Linked DNA regions of Homo sapiens: region 2 is linked to region 1. Evidence: chromatin loops called from intact Hi-C (ENCODE). Cell type or tissue: Caco-2. All regions are shown on one strand. Each heading gives the region's core, and the rest is flanking DNA. Links, peaks and the distances in the headings are about the cores only.

Region 1 (8,237 bases), core at 1,016-6,015:
GATCATGGCGGTGGATTTCTCATGAATGGTTTAGCACCATTCCCTTGGTGCTGTCTTCGCAATGGTGAATGATTCCTCACCACATCTGGTTGTTTAAAAGTGTGTAGCACCTTCTTGCTTTCGCTGTCTTGCTCCTGCTCTTGCCATGGGATGTGCCTGCCTCTGCTTCGCCCTCAGCCATGAATAAAAGTTCCTTGAGGCCTTCCCAGTAGCCTAGCAGATTCTGGCACCATGCTTGTAAAGCTTACAGAACTGTGAGCCAATTAAACCTCTTTTCTGTATAAATTACCCAGTCTCAGGTATTCCTTTATAGCAGTGCAAGAATGATCTAAACCAAATATAGACTGGAGGGTTAGAATAGATAGGTTCTATATTAAATATTTGCTATATGGAGATATCTTGGGTCATTCAGTATCACTTATTTTTAAGTAAGTCTTTTCTATCTTCACAATCTCGTTATCTGTTTAGTAATAAAGCAAACTATCAAGGCGAATAGTACTTCTCTTTCTAAAAGTCAACTCTGTTTTGAATCTGGGTCTTTCAGTATTGCCACTGCTTTTCTTTGGAGGATTCTTTGCATTGTAGAAGTGGAATAAACAAAATCAAGGAGATCAAGGAACGTCCTGGAGAGTTAGAGTTTTGAAGAAGAAAGTCCTGGAGAATACTTAGTGGAAAGAGGAAGGTAGTCTTATCTGTATTGATAATTCACCTTGTTGTATAATTTATTAGCAAATAATTTTAAGCAGGGCATCTCTTCTGTGTTTGTGTAATACTGATACAAGTGGTATTTTTTTCTTACTTGTATGGCTATTGGAAAATTTTTAAAACAGGGATGAAGAACCTGTCACTAACATGTGCCACTGATTTAATTTCATCAGATTTGTGTACTGTTGTTCTGGACAAAAATGATTAAGGTTGTTTTTTTTTTTTTTTTTTTTTTAAACAGGTCTTTTTGAAAGCCTCTTACATGCTAAGTGTGCTTTCCTAAGCATTCTGGAGCTAAAGATAAATAAAACATTGTTTTTTTGTTTAAGGAGTCACAGTCTAGTGATGAAGGCAGATACACAAATTCTTTGCATAGGTTATTTTGGGAGTAGAAGAGGAAAAAGGTATGCTTCCCTGACCTCAGTTGTAAACCCTTTGCAGAGTTTGTGTCAGAGAGGGGCACAACATGAGCAAACTCCTCTTAGAAAAATAGCATGTGGTGGTTTAATGGCAGGTAGTTCTGTATATTGTTTGCTTTCATAATTTCAGTGTGACTTAGGAAGAATTAAAGGAGTTGAAAAGATGTAAACATTAGTTAATTAAAATTTCATTAGTCCTGTTTCTTAAAACTTTGCTTTTTTTTCTTAGTGCAACTATGTTGGATATATCTGCTTTTCCTCTGAGCAAGTATTTTTTTCCCAGATGAATCCATCTTGATTTGTGTGGACCATTTTGTGTGTGAATATTCATTCTTACAATATCTTTTGTACTTACTTATTTCAGTATTCATTTTGTAATGGACTTGTATATTGCTTCTTATATTTGACTTTGAAATGGCGTACATCAGTAGAATCTTGCATTTTTTTCTGGTAATTGAATAGTATTTAGTAGATATATATTCTAAGCATGATAGTCGCTGTTAGCTTATCCTTTTTTTCAAATGAAGCTTTTATTTCTGTTATCACTTGTAAATTTGTTGTTGAAAGTTACACTTTTGTGAAAGTATACTATTGTGAGAAGTTTTAATCTGAAAAATATTTGGTGCTTTTTTTCTTATGAGCTATTATTATTTCCAGATTGATGGGCAGAAATGCAAAAATAAAAAATAATTTCAGATAAAAATATTCCAAACCATTGCTTTGAAATAAAGAGAAACTTTCTCCAGGTTTTTTTAACTTAAGAAATAATTCTAGGAGGCACTTAAGCCAAACATGAAATAATGATTCTATGATATTATAATGGAGTTATAAATTATAAATAGAAGAAAAATAATACTTTTCAGAATTTTTTTCCAGTTTTAACTACAGCTCTAACTTGGATGATACTATTCAAACTCATATTTTAAAGAACAAAGGTAATTTGCAAAATTTCTTTTAAAATTTACCTACTTAAATGAGAAATAGGCATCAGGATCAACATTTTACACATTTGTTTTCATATGACCAAGTGGTGACCAAAATTCCATTAACTCAACTATGTGTCTTTGACCCTCTGAGAGGGCTTAGTCCTCATGAAAATGTATTTGTATTACTCTTGAAGTTTACTTTTTTTTTTCTGAAAGACCATTTAAATGAACATTTAGCATTACTTATAATTCTCATCTTACAAACACTTGTATTAATGCACCATATATATTATGGAGTTAGTACAGTGAGAGAAGCAGCTTAATAGAATGATTACCAGAATAAAAGTATAAGAATTGAGAATCCTTTCTCAGCCATCAACAAATTGTGTGACCTTAGAATGGCAAATGAATTGTTTAGTCATTGGACTTCAATGTCCTCAGATCTAAAATATCAGGATTTTATTTAGTAAGTTTTAAGGAATCTTTTTTCTAAAAAGATTATGGTTTCATTTAAAATATGGTCAAAATCCTATGTAGAACCAAAAATAATACTTTAAAATATTTTATGTCTGCAGAGATACATATTTGAGTACAAGTAGTTTAAAACCAACAGCTGCTTTTGCAAGAAATAATCCATCAGTTTAATATCCCTTCCTTTATGGAATTCAAAGCTTATGCCCCCCTACTTCACAGCAGAACAGCTGGAAAAAAAAATAAATAAATAAAAGATTCAGTCAGTCAACTGTTTTATTTGCATAATGACAACTAATTGTTTTTCAGTTATTTTCTTCTCTGAATTTGCTAATCAATTACTATAGCCAAAACCAAGGTTTTTAGAAAACAAGTTAACTACTTAAAAGTTTGGAAACTAAATTTTCTTTTTGTAACAGAGGATCTAGGAAAATAATGATGTGTATCAAAACATGCCATGTGGGGAGTATCTGTCCCATAGGTTTATTAACTGATGAAGGTGATCCTTATTATTTTATTTACTTCATAAATCTATTTGATCATGCTTGATTCTTTACCCTATAACTTCTTAATGTCTGGTTAATACGGTCCTAAAATACTCCTTCTAATAAACTAGTTTTAATAGCAGCTACTGCTGTATTAATCTAATGTCTAATCTTATTTAATTCATATTTTTAAAAATGGTTTTAAAAATTTCCCTTTATGTCAGATGCCATTAGCAATTGTGTGTATATGTTAAATATACACACAATTAAATGTTAGTAGCAGTTCATAATTTTGCCACATGATGTCCCTAAATACATATTTTGAATGTAGCAGTTCATAATTTTGCCACATGATGTCCCTAAATACGTATTTTTAATGTGGCTTTAAAAGGAAATTTAATGTTACGTTGATTTGTAGCTCCTCTTTGTCTTACCTTTCTTTTTTTTTTAGAATCAGAAAAATCTCTGTGAAATGCTCTACTTAGTCTTCTTCAGCCTATCATGCCCTTATCTCTGCTTCCTGTTTAATATTTAGTAGACAATTTTTTATGCTGTAGCAGTGTAATTAAGTGAATGGACTCATGAATAAGGAGACAGAAGATGTAGAATGATGGTTTCACTATGGCGAATTTATTTTATGCTTTTAACTACTTTAAAATTCAGTGTTTCTTCCAGGCCTTTTAGGTAAAATCAAACATAGTATCTGCCCTTACTAGTTAATATCTGATATATCATCAATCCCAGAGCATTTCTTCCTCTTTCCAAGACCTGGTAGTACCTTACCTCCAAGAATGGTTCACTTTCCTGTGAAGCTTCAAAACAGAAGGACAATAATTAAAAACCTTAGTATCCCCAAATAATTAGAAACTTTAAATCACCAGAATATTAATAACTCCTTGGATTTTCATGCTCCTTAAGTGACAGTATTTGGTTAGAGATGTATTAATGACATGCGGGTCCTTATTTGTCTCATATATAGCAAGTAACATTTGAGCTATAAGAATGGCCTGCATATGAAATTTTATGTACACAATAGTTCATATTTTAAGAAAATAATTTGGGTAACTAAATAAATTTAGTTTGCCTATACATTGCTTTGATTCAGTAAATATAATCTTTGTACTACACTAATAATATTATCAGCTCTACTATAATTATGTTTATAACTTTGGATTAAAAAGTATATAAGAGTACAATCATCAGAAAACATCAATCTCTTAAACAGTTGTATTGCCTGATAATTTGGTTTTTGTACTTTGTTACTATTCTTGTGTGTTTAAACAGTATACCTTGATTTCTGTACACAAATTCAAGGGATTGGCACTTATTTAAATAAAATGTAAACCATGATATAAAACTCCACCTTTTTATAGAGTAGATAAATCTTTGTTGACCTATGCTTTACTTTTTCTTTTGTGCAATTTGATTGTCCTTCCATTATATAGTCTAAGGATGTTTTTATTAGAGTTACTTTTTTTCTTTGTACTTTTCTTTAATCCTGTTTTGTATATGGATTTTTGTAAGACCGAAGCCCATTTACTTAATTTTTTTCTTGTTAACTTTGTTTCAACAATACATAGTTCCAGTCTGCTTGTTTACTGGCCAGATTATGGGGTAAATGAATATCCACAAAATTTGCAGCATATGTGCCATGTATGTGGACGGCTTTTTTTTTCCTGCTGCTGCCCAGTTAATTTTTGGTCCAAGGGTGACCAAATCTGTAGTTACGAATTTATGAAAGTATTGGATAATTTGGGGCACAGAAGTTATAAGGTTCCAGGTGAGCCATTATCAATCTTTGGAAAACAGGTTAAGATTCTGTTCTGCACTATAAATAATTCAAGCAGTGAAATGCTTGTTAATTTAAAGGCATTTCACCTGTATATATGTGTGTACATGTGTTTCCTTGAGAGAATAAGAATCCCTTAAGGGATTCCTTGGTGTGAACTTAGGTGTGTGTATCAAGTATAGAAATAGTGATTATACCAGAACATTGAAACATTATTTCTTTTCACTTAAGAATTAAAGGGAAAGAGGCAATACTAAGCAAAAATATGATTGCTTTCACTGTGAAGGCACTCACTTAGTTTCGGAGAGGGATTTACAAATGAGATAGTAATGATTTTCTCTATTTCTTAATATTTTCCCTATTTTACTTAGTAGATTTAAGATTTTTAAGTTATTGTATTGAAATACATATATGTATGTGTGACTCTTCTATTTCTCACTAATATACTAGTGTTCTAAAACTCACTTTTATTGATTTTTTTATATCTTTACATTTTATTTTCTTATTTATGTATTTTTTTATTGTGATTTATGCTCCAGGCAGGGTGTTGCTACATTAGCTAATGTGGCTTGGGAGAAGGATGGACAGGGTTTTCATCAATCCTCTGAGGCCTTGGAAAGCAGCTTGATGATATCAGATGCTCTCATTTGAATTGATATATTGGAGAATGATTTCATTGCCTTTAGATTTAATCAGAATTTTTCTGTAATGATTTTTAATTTTAGTTTTTTTATTCTGAAATTATTTATAATGAGTTTTCTATGACAAAAACTTGTATAATCAACTCCCAAGTATTTAGATAGGAGGCATGAAAAATGGAAAGGAAATAATCTGAATATAGTTAGCTTACTTGTTTATCCTAGAATGCTCTTTAAATATATAGTATATTGATTCTAGAAATTTACACAAATTCAATACAAAACCCAGCTTAGGAAAAGTTGGAAAGATGTTCAGTTTCTCCTCCACTCAATTTCTTAACCTGCAGAGATGACATTGTTTCATACTGATGCAGTGCACTTACCTAAGTATTACATTAGTCTGCCCTCTGTTTTTTCTTCATGGTTTTTACTGGTAAGGGTAGGTTGTTCACTTTCATTCCTGCCTCATTCCACAAAAGATTTGAGGTGGCTCCTTAAAAATATGTAAAATACAAAAGGATTCAGATTTTAAATTGGAGAAATTGAGACAATTGGAAATTATGATTAGGAAAATAAAGCCAAGCAAAACCAAACAATAGGTTGTTTAGGGATAGATGATTATGAGGTAAAACCATAAAAATGCCAGGGAATTACTAACATTTAAAAGTTACTACTTGGAGGGAGAAATTGGAAAGGATTCAAAGGGACTTCTGAGGTACTGGTAATTTCCTATTTCTAAACCTGGGTGGTGAGTACATGTTTTCATTTTTTTAATTATGTAAGGCATACACATCTATATTGTATATATTTCTCTGTTTCTATATTTCATTATTAAATTGGGAAAAAATGAAAGCCAGCCAAGGGTGAGAACTTGTGTTATTTTGTCAAAATTGGAATAAGAGTCTTTCTACTCTAGAGAGTCTCAAATTAATATAACTCAAGGTAAAATAGGAAAGTTACATAGTATCAAGGCTAAATAATTTTATTATACTCAGACTATATTTGGAATGTTTTGGTTGCTTTTGGGCACCACAATTTAATTCAACCTTGACAACTTGGGTGAGCTTGGAAACGCCATAATATGTAATAGGACAGTGAACAACTGAAATATTTGGAGCTGTTTAGTGTGTAAATACTAATACAGAGGAAATGTGATTGCAGTTTTCAAATGTTTGAAGTGCTCGCACGTGGAAAAAAGACTTTAGTCTTTATCTTTGGAGCTCTAGGAAGTGGACTTAAGTCTAAAAGAGCAAAGTTTTAAGGAGGTAGATTATGGCTTAATATAAGTCAGAACTATCTAAGCCTTTCAGCTGCTAAAAATTCTCTCAGTACAAAACAACAAACAAAAATAATTTTTTAACATTTATTTTAAATCCATGAAATATATGGGGGAAGGAAAGAGTCTTTACTAGACTATTGTAACTCAGAATTATGTTCCCTAATACCACTTGGAATATAATGGCCTTGCCATTTTCAAGCCCTCTGAGAAATTTACTTTTTAATTTACTTTTTGCAAACTGATTAAGAAAGTTTGATTTGGGAATTTTTATTCTCGTAAGAATATCCCTTTTGCTTACTATTCATTCCTTTAGGCTTCTCATGTTTAGTTTATTAACTGGCAGATGGCTGATTGTTAAATCTTGTTAAAATGTGTTCCTTCAACAAATACTTACCTAAGGCTGTTTTGTGTAAAGTTATGAGGATCACTGTAGTGAATTAGACACAGTTGCTGCTTTCATAGACCTTACATTCTATTGAGACCAATATTCAGTTAGAGTTCTGATAAATGCTCTGAAGTAGTACGGGGTGTTATGAGAACATACAATTGGATGACCTGACCTAAACTGGTATTGGGGTCAGGAAATGGTACATTGCACTTTAGAAAGAATTTCAGGAAAAGGAAATTAAGTACTATGGCATAGCATATAGGCAACACAGGAAAAAAGAGTATGGCATTTCGAGCCAGATTTCCTGGGTTCACATTCTAGCTTCATTACTTACTTGGGAAAGTTACTTAACTTCTCTGTCCTTCAGTTTCATCATTTGTAAAATAGGAATGATGATAACAGTATCTCATAGGGTAATTACATGTATTAAATGAGTTAAAATTATAAAGGGCCCAGAACATTCCCTTTTATATATACTAAGTACCATGTAAATAGTGAAGAATAATTATTCAGAAAACAAATCCAAGATACCAGTTTCCAATCATATGTAATATAAATATTAGAAATAATAATAGTTAAGACTACATGTTAGATTTTGTGCTAAATGCCTTTATATGATGTATTAGTCTCACAGTTCCTTGTGGTAGATAGGATATGTGTGTGTGTGTGTGTCTGTGTGTGTGTGTGTGTGTGTGTGTGTGTGTGACAGAGTTTCGCTGTGTCACCCAGGCTGGAGTGCAGTGGTGCGATCTTGGCTCATTGCAACATCCGCCTCCCGGGTTCAAGTGATTCTCCTGCCTCAGCCTCCCGAGTAGCTGGGATTACAGGCATGTACTACAATGCCTGGCTAATTTTCATATTTTTAGTAGAGACGGGGTTTCCCTGTGTTGGCCAGGCTGGTCACTAATTCCTGACCTCAAGTGATCTGCCTGCCTCTTCCTCCCAAAGTGCTAGGATTACAGGCATGAATGAGCACGCCTGGCCTGTTGTAGATAGGATTTTAATGTTGACACTTCTTTACTTTTTTTTTTTTTTTTTAACAAACAGGCTTCAGTATGTTAAATAATTTGCCCAAGATCCTAGTTAGCATAAGAGGCTGTGCTCTTAACTGCCATCCTTTGTAAATTCACATGATTC
Region 2 (8,237 bases), core at 1,090-6,089, 120 kb after region 1:
TATTTGGAAATTGTGGGGGACCCTTCCTTGTCTGGATCTTCTGTATTCTCCACAGCTGGCAGGCTGGAACAACTGAGTCTACCAACCACAGAGATGGTGGCCATCCCCCTACCTTGCCAAACGCAGACAGTCTCAGGCAGACTCCAATCCACTGCTGTTGGCTGGCTGGGATTTCAAGCCAATGGGTCTTGTGAAGTGTGTAGAAGTGGGGCCCACAGAACCTCACTGCCTATCTCCCTGGATTCAGCTCCCTTTCTAGGGATATGTACAGACATATTTCCCACCTTGCCAGGGATCCTGGGGCTGGAGTATATAAAACTTTTGGGTTGGCCAGGCACGGTAGCTCACACCTGTAATCCTAGCACTTTGGGAGGCCAAAGCGGGCAGATCATGAATTCAGGAGATCGAGACCATCTTGGCCAACATGGTGAAATCCCATCTCTACTAAAAATACAAAAAATTAGCCAGCTGTGGTGGTGGGCGCCTGTAATCCCAGCTACTTGGGAGGCTGAGGCAGAAGAATCGCCTGAACCTAGGAGGTGGAGTTTGCAGTGAGCCGAGATGGCGCCATTGCACTCCAGCCCGGGTGACAGAGATAGACTCTGTCTCACAAAAACTAACAAACAAACAAACAAACAAAAAAACCTCTTGGATCTCTGTGTGTGCCTGAGTGACTGCTCTGCCAAGACTCCACACAACTCTGTGTATTGGACCTAAGGTCCTGATGGTATGGGCTCACAAGGGAATCTCTTCATTTGTGGGTTCTAAAGATCCTTGGGAGAAGTGTGGTTTTCTGGGCAGGGTTGCATAATCACTCACTGCTTCCTTTGGTTGGGTGGGAATTCCTTTGGCTCCTTGGCACCCATTGGCCCTGTATGCTTTTTTTCGTTCTCTATGGGTTGAGCTGTTTTCCTAGTCAGTCCCAGTGCGAGAACCTGGATGCTTCAGTTGAAGGTGCTGAATTCACCCGTTTTCACTTCTCTCTGTGAGTGCTGCTGACTGCAGCTGCTTCTAACTGGCCATCTTGGATCCCTCCTGGAGTTTGTATTAATTCTTCAATTTATTACTTCAATGCCACCCACTCACCTGAAAAACTAGGCAAAGTCTTCCACTTCTTTGTCATTAGTCAGAAAACTCCTAAAATTATTCATGCATTTTTCTGAAGTTTTCTGGAACATGTGATTACTTTTTCAGGCTTGACTGCATTAGTCACTCATAGGAAAGGTTTATTTTGTTTATCTGGCAGGCAGAATTACCAGGTTGTTTAAGTTGCTCTCTCTCACTTTTTCTTCTCAATGTGAATAATTGAATTTGCTTAGATTGAAAGTATAATGATTCTATTGCTTATGAAATTGTGTTGAAAGTTATAATGTCCTGCATATAGGTAAATGTTGTTATTGTTGATGCTATTATTAAAGAGTCTTCCTCTGGAAAAAGAAATGTGTGTAGAGACCTCAGAAAGGCATCTTTGGGGTTCAGACTTTTAGGATGAGAAAGCGCTTCTACTTTATGTGTAGCTGATATGTAGACAGAAAATGCTATAGAATGGTTGCTTTCCACTAGCCTGAACCAATAAGCATCAGCCCCTGCCCAGAGAGAGGCAGTAACTAGGGCTAGCAGCTAGAGGGAAGAAGTGGTAAGTGGGTGACTATGTCAGTTGGGTCCTCTGGAGAGCAGGCATTGAGATGCCAAGCCAGACTCTGCCTGAGGAGCTGTTCTGATAACTAAGCACCATGGGGCTATTGGGCCTGACCACTTCTTCTCAGTCTAAGTCTTCTGTAAAGAACAATCTTTGCTCTGAAGATCCCTATTGGATTATCTGGACTTCGCCAGGCCTACTTTGTGGTTTGAAGCTCTCCAGCTGAGGCCAGATCCTGGAGACACTGCAGTTAGAGGCACTCTGCATGCTCTACAGATAAGCAACAAGTTCTTTTCTGATAAGAGATGTAAGTGGCACACATTCATAGCTGATGTGCCAGGGTCTCTGCCTAGGACTCGGGTCAATGTCAGGGGTTTGGTGTCTGAGGATAATGCAACATTGACTGGATGGCCACTTTAAATTGGGTGGCCTATAGGGTTAATTAAGATGGGGAATAATGGCCATTTGGTAAGTATTTGGGTTAAAGGAAGGATCCCAGTCTCTAAAACTATGGCTCCAGTTTAGTACTGCATCAGAAATAATTTGTTCTTGAGGTAAATTCACTGCAATGTGGACCCGGAGCTTCTTTACTTCCCACTGACAATGAAAAAAAATTGACCCTGGATACAGAGATGGGGCAGAGACTTTAGGGAGGGGCAACCAAGTTGCCTAACATTTAGAGGGAGGAATATAACAGGTAGAGAGCAGATATATTTAACAAAAAGTTTTCTGCTTGGTTGGAGTGCCTTGGCCAAAAGCATTCTTGTAAAATGCAACTTCATCACTTCCTCTATACTACATGAACTCCCAGGGTCAGCATTCATTTATTGGATCAGCAAGATATTTGAGGCTAGGCCATACTCTGGGACTCTTCTATAACTCCTCAATAATTGCCTTTTATTAAGAGCTAAAGATGTATCAAGCATTTTTCAAATATTATCCATGGTGTTCACAACTGTCATGATCCACTCTGTTATCTTCATCTGACAGAAGAGAGATCAGGTGACTTGTTCAAGATTACATAGAGTATATATATGGTAGAGCTGCAAACCTGGGCTTTTTCTAAGACTGCTCTGGTTTTCTAATAGTTTATGAGTCACGATTTATGGCATATATTAATCAAGTCATTGCAAAAGTAATGAAAGAGGCATTTGATGGCCCTTTATTGTTCTGGGATTTGAACACCCAAGATAACATAATGGAGAAGGAAATGAGGGAAGGGTGTTAAGAGATTGTCATCTTTATATGATACATTTTACAGTTGTCCTGTGATATTTGCCCTTAAACTGCTCTTTAGATAAGAGTAGAATCTATTGTTACTTCTACACCATTATATTTCTCTTCAAGATGTGCCCAAAGGCACATCTTCTTTGGGAGGCACCAAAACTAAAAATAATAAGATGATCTATGTAGCATCTGTTCTCCTTCATATTACACTGGTCTTCAAGTTAAGTTTTGCTCACTGGGTAGCTTTCCCATCACTGCTGTTTGCCCATGCCTGTGCATTTGAGGATCTGCTCCGTGTTCCCGTAGCTCCTCCTAGTGGAAGTTCACAAGTGAATGGACTTCCAGGATTTATATTAAGAATTTGAAAATTATATTCTAGACTATGTTTCTAAATTATGTGAAAACAAGATTGTGTGACCGGAAGTAATACATTTGTTCTGAAAATTGAAAAACATAAATAGGGTATTTTAAAAATCTTTATTCTAATATTCATTACTTGATAAATATTACTGTAAAGATATTTCTCAACAAAAGATGCACCCGCTATAATTTCTAAATTGCAAATAATAAAAGCCAGTGCTCTTAATATCCACATCCTCTTATTTTGCAATATTCTTTAAAATAGGGGCCCTGTTAGTCCTCGTAGCTGCAGTGTCTATCAGCTAACCTGGTTCTTAATAGCGTAGAGAACAAAACCCTTCACCATTGGAGAACTCAAAGAAAATAAACTGTAGTTAGTTCAAAATACCTCTTCACTGTTTCAGCTAGACCTGAAACTTGGGGTAAAAAAGTCACAGTCTGTAAACCCAGGTAGGTGGGAAACAAATTTCCCCATGGACCAAATGTTTGATTTCTTGCTTTGAAAGGGTAACTAATACCCTATGAAAAATGGAGAGTGTCATTGTAAAATGTCACATCTGATTTCATTTAGATAATGACTTTTTATCTTTACTCTTCTAAGTGAATGGCATTCAGAGTTGATTGTTTTAGAAGAACGTCATGCAGAACCAAAGTGTTTTCTCTGTTTATATTTTTATTTTGATTGAACTGAAAATATCTTCTTTGTGGTCATTTAGCTTATCAAACTTCTGTCAAGTTTTGTAGATCTGTTTTTTAAAAATGGACTAATAATTCCACAGGGCTCAGTGGGCAGTGCCTATGTCCCCTTTCCAAGAAAGGGAATACCCTAAGTGAGGGCTGGTATCCAAAAAGTTCCCAACATCTGGGGGCCATTTATCGGGGACCTCATTTGATGGGTCATTACTGAATATTAAATATTTGAATATTACCCTTGTCCTAAACCAGCACACAACACTCATTCCCTCAGTTGCTGAGAGGTTGGTGGTTCAATGCTCTCAACTGAGTCCCTCTCCAGGAAGTTGAAGAGAATAGCCTGGCCTAAAGTTATACCTCACCCGCTTCCCAGTTAGCCTGAGTCTAATGACTGGCCCAAGACAGAATATAAAGACTGGATTCCTTGCCTCAACTTGAGGTTAAGCTGAAGGCCTATCTCAGCCGTGGAACTCCCAGCAGGATCATCTGGGGCCTCTGTGTGACTACAGTGCAGTTCTTCTACCCACTCTGTCCAGTTCTAATTCCTTCCTCCTCCTCAGCTGTTGAGGCCAAGAGCTCTTTTCAATAAACTTCCTCAGTGTATGTTTCCCAAAGAACTCAAACTGTAACATTCACACAGTATAATTTTGGGCAAATATAACAGTAGCATGCATGTGAAGGACTCAGTTGGACACAATAAGGCTTTATAACTACACAAAACAAATCAACTGATGTAGGAAGCTGAAGGTCTGTGGGTCGTGACCAACACAGCATTCTGCTGGAGGCTATATGATCGAACAGCAAACTTTATCATGAATGCAGAATGTGGGCAAACTTGCGACTGCACCTGCTGCCAGAAGGTTTGCTGAGGGCAGTTACTCCCTGGTGTCATGCTCCTTGAGGTTATCTACTGGAATACCTGGAGACTACTGTTCAAAGAATGCAGTCCTGCAGGCCTGCACCCAGTCAAGCAGCTGACCACAACCACCCCCTTCTCCCTATCTCATTTACTCAATAAATATGAAGGGCTATAGAAGCTCAGGGCCCTTGTTCACTAGAAGCAAGGAGCCCCCGACCCCTTCTTCCAAATATACTCTTTTGTCTTTGTCTTTATTCCCAGGTTTGTCCTACTTTGTTCAGTCCAGCAAGGTCCGCGGCAAATTGATAATTCACATGAGAACATTTGTCACCCTGTATCTGAAGCAGGTTGAAGGCAAAGTGAAAGGGAAGCTACTTTTTATTTTGAGACAGAGTCTCACTCTGTCGCCCAGGCTGGAGGGCAGTGACATGATCACAGCTGAGTGCAACCTCCGCCTCCCGGGTTCAAGCATTACTCCTGCCTCAGGCACATGCCACCATGCCCAGCTAATTTTTGTAGTTTTAGTAGGTACGTGGTTTTACCATGTTGCCCAAGCTGGTCTTGAACTCTTGACCTCAGGTGTGCAAAGCTCCCAAAGTGCAAGGAGCTATATTTAATATATACACAACTACTTATTCCCCTCCCAGCTTTACTGAGTTATGATTGACAAAATAAAACTGTATATATCTAATGTGTACAATGTGATGTTTTGATATATGTACATGTTGTAAAATGATTACCACTATCAAGTTAATTGACATATCCATCACCTCACAGAGTTACCTTTTGTTGTGTGGTGAGAACATTTATGATCTACTCTCTTAGCAAATTTGAAGTCTATAATTTGATGTTACTAATTATAGTCACCATGCTGTATATTAGGTCTCCAGAACTTATTCATCCTTTATAAATAAATCTTTGTACACTTTGACCAACATCTCTTCATTTCCCTCTCTGCTCTATGGGTTCCACTTTTTTAGATTCCACATGTGAATGAGATCATGCAGTACTTGTCTTTCTGGGTCTGGTTTATTTCACTCAGGATAATGTCCTCTAGGTTAATTCATGTTGTCACAAATGACAGAATTTTTAAAAAAAATTTTAAAGTCTGAATAATATTCCATTATAAATATACATTACTTTTTCCTTATCCATTTGTCTGTTCATGAGCACTTAGGTTGATTCAATATCTTGGCTATTGTGAACAATGCTGCAATAAACATGGGAGTGCAGATCTCTGTTTGAAATACTGATTTTTTTTCCCTTTGGAAAATATACTCAGAAGTGGAACTGCTGAATCATATGATAGTTCTGTTTTTAATTTTTAAAGAAACCTCCATAGTATTTTCTATAATGGCTGTATCAATTAACATTCTCACTAACAGTGCAAAAGGGTTCCCTTTTCCTTACATCTTCACCAACACTCACTATCTTTTTTCTTTTTGGTAAGAGCTATTTGAACTAGTGTGAGGTGATACCTCATTGTGGTTTTGGTTTTTATTTCCCTGATGATTAGTGATGTTGAACATTGTTTCACCTACTTGGTGGCTGTTTCTGTGTCTTCTTTTGAGAAATACCTATTCAGGTCCTTTGCCCATTTTGAAATCAGCTTATTTGTTTTCTTGCTATTGAGCTGTTTGAGTTCTTTGTTTCAAATATTAACCTCTTTTTGAATATATGCCTTGCAAATATTTTCTCCCATTAAATAGGCTATCTCTTCACTCCATTGATTGTATCTTTATCTGTGCAGAAGGTTTTTATTTTCATACAATCCCATTTGTCTATTTTTGCTTTTGTTTCCTGTGTTTTTGGCGTCATATCCAAAAAGTCATTGCAAAGATCAATGTCAAGAAGGTTTTCCCCTGTTTTCTTCCAGTAATTTAAAAATTTCAGGCCTTATGTTTAAGTCTTTAATCGATTTTTTGGGTTGAATTTTTAACATGGTGTGAGATAAGGTTCAATTTCTCAATAAGGTGAAATATGGTTCAATTTCATTCTTCTGCATGTGGTTATCCAGTGTTCTCTATGCCATTTTTAAAGAGACTATCATTTCCCTTGTGTGCCCTTGGCAACTCTGTCAAGAATTAATTGACTAAAAATAAGTGGAATTATTTCTGGACTATTTTGTTCCATTGGTCTATGTGTCTATATTTATGCCAAAACCATACTGTTTTGATTATTATAGCTTTGTAGCATATTTTGAAATCAGGCGGTGTGATACCTTAAGCTTTGTTCATTTTGCTCAGGATTGCTTGGCTGTTTGGAGTCTTTTCATATTCCGTATGAATTTTAGAATTTTTTTTTGTCTCTGTGAAAAATGTCATTGGGATTGCATTGAATCTGTAGATTGCTATGTGTAATATGAGCATTTTAACAATATTAAATATTCTAATTAATGAACATGGGATATCTTTGCATTTATTTGTGTCTTCATCAATTTCTTTTATCAATATCTTATAGTTTTCAGTGTACTGATCTTTCACTTCTTTGGCTAAATTTATTCCTTGGTATTTTTATGGTATTATAATTAGGATTGTTTTCTTAATTTTTTTCAAGTGGTTTGTTGTTAGTGAAGAGAAATACAACTGATTTTTGTGTGTTGATTTTATATTCTGCAGCTTTATTGAATTTGCTGATTAGTTATAAAGATCTTTTGTGGAGTCTTTAGGGTTTCCTATCTGCAAGATCACGTCACCTGGAAACAGAGACAATTTTACCTTTTTTTTTTTTTCCAATTTGTATACCTTTATTTTTTTCTGGCCTAAGTGCCCTGGCTAGGACTTCTAGTACTATATTGAATAGAAGTGGCAAGAGTGTGTATCTTTGTCTTATTCCTGATCTTAGATGAAAAGCTTTCAACTTTCCAGCATTGAGTATGATGTTAGCTGTGGGCTTCTCATATATTGGTCTCTATTATGTTGAGGTACATTCCTTCTATAACTAATTTGTTGAGAGGTTGTATCATGAAAGGATGTTGAATTTTGTCAAATGATTTTTCTGCCTCTGTTGAGATGATCATATGATTTTTGTTCTTCATTTTGTTAATATGGTGTTTCACATGTATTGATTTGTGTATATTGAACCATACTTGCACCCTGGGGATAAATCGTACTTGAACATGGTGTGTGCTTCTTTTAGTGTGCTGTTGAATTTGGTTTACTAGCATTTTCTTGAGGATTTTTTCATGAAAATTCCATGAACAGTATCAGGGATACTGGCCTGTAATTTTATTTTTGTGTAATGCCCTTTCTGGCTTGATAGCAGTGTAATACTGGCTTTTTAAGATGATTTAAAAGCATTTCCTCGTCTTCAATTTTTTGGAATAATTTGAAAAGGATTGATGTTAATGCTTCTGTAAATGTTTGGTAGAATTCAACAATGAAGCTATCAGATCCTGGGCTTTGTTGGGATTATACTGTGCTTTGATATTTATACTAATAACTAGATTAAATATGTTGA

What was found. Hi-C counts contacts between places; a loop is a spot of excess contacts. Peaks named below come from ENCODE experiments on the same cell type or tissue, not always from the same donor. Only the 100,000 strongest peaks of a DNase experiment are listed, where the experiment ranks them.
Region 2: it touches region 1 in a loop (18-fold over the local background); 16 of 110 quality-filtered maps call a loop at or near these places.

What each region holds. Positions count from the first base shown.
Region 1 is chr4:154,803,897-154,812,133 of GRCh38, forward strand. The region is part of intron 4 of RBM46 (RNA binding motif protein 46); the gene reads left to right. Among named protein-coding and RNA genes, the nearest start is that of RBM46, 27 kb to the left of the region's middle. In Caco-2, for the core only: a CTCF peak has its summit at 3,328; no DNase peak of the experiment used is centred there.
Region 2 is chr4:154,925,669-154,933,905 of GRCh38, forward strand. No RefSeq gene overlaps it. Among named protein-coding and RNA genes, the nearest start is that of RBM46, 150 kb to the left of the region's middle. In Caco-2, for the core only: no CTCF peak of the experiment used is centred there; a DNase peak (open chromatin) is centred at 3,153.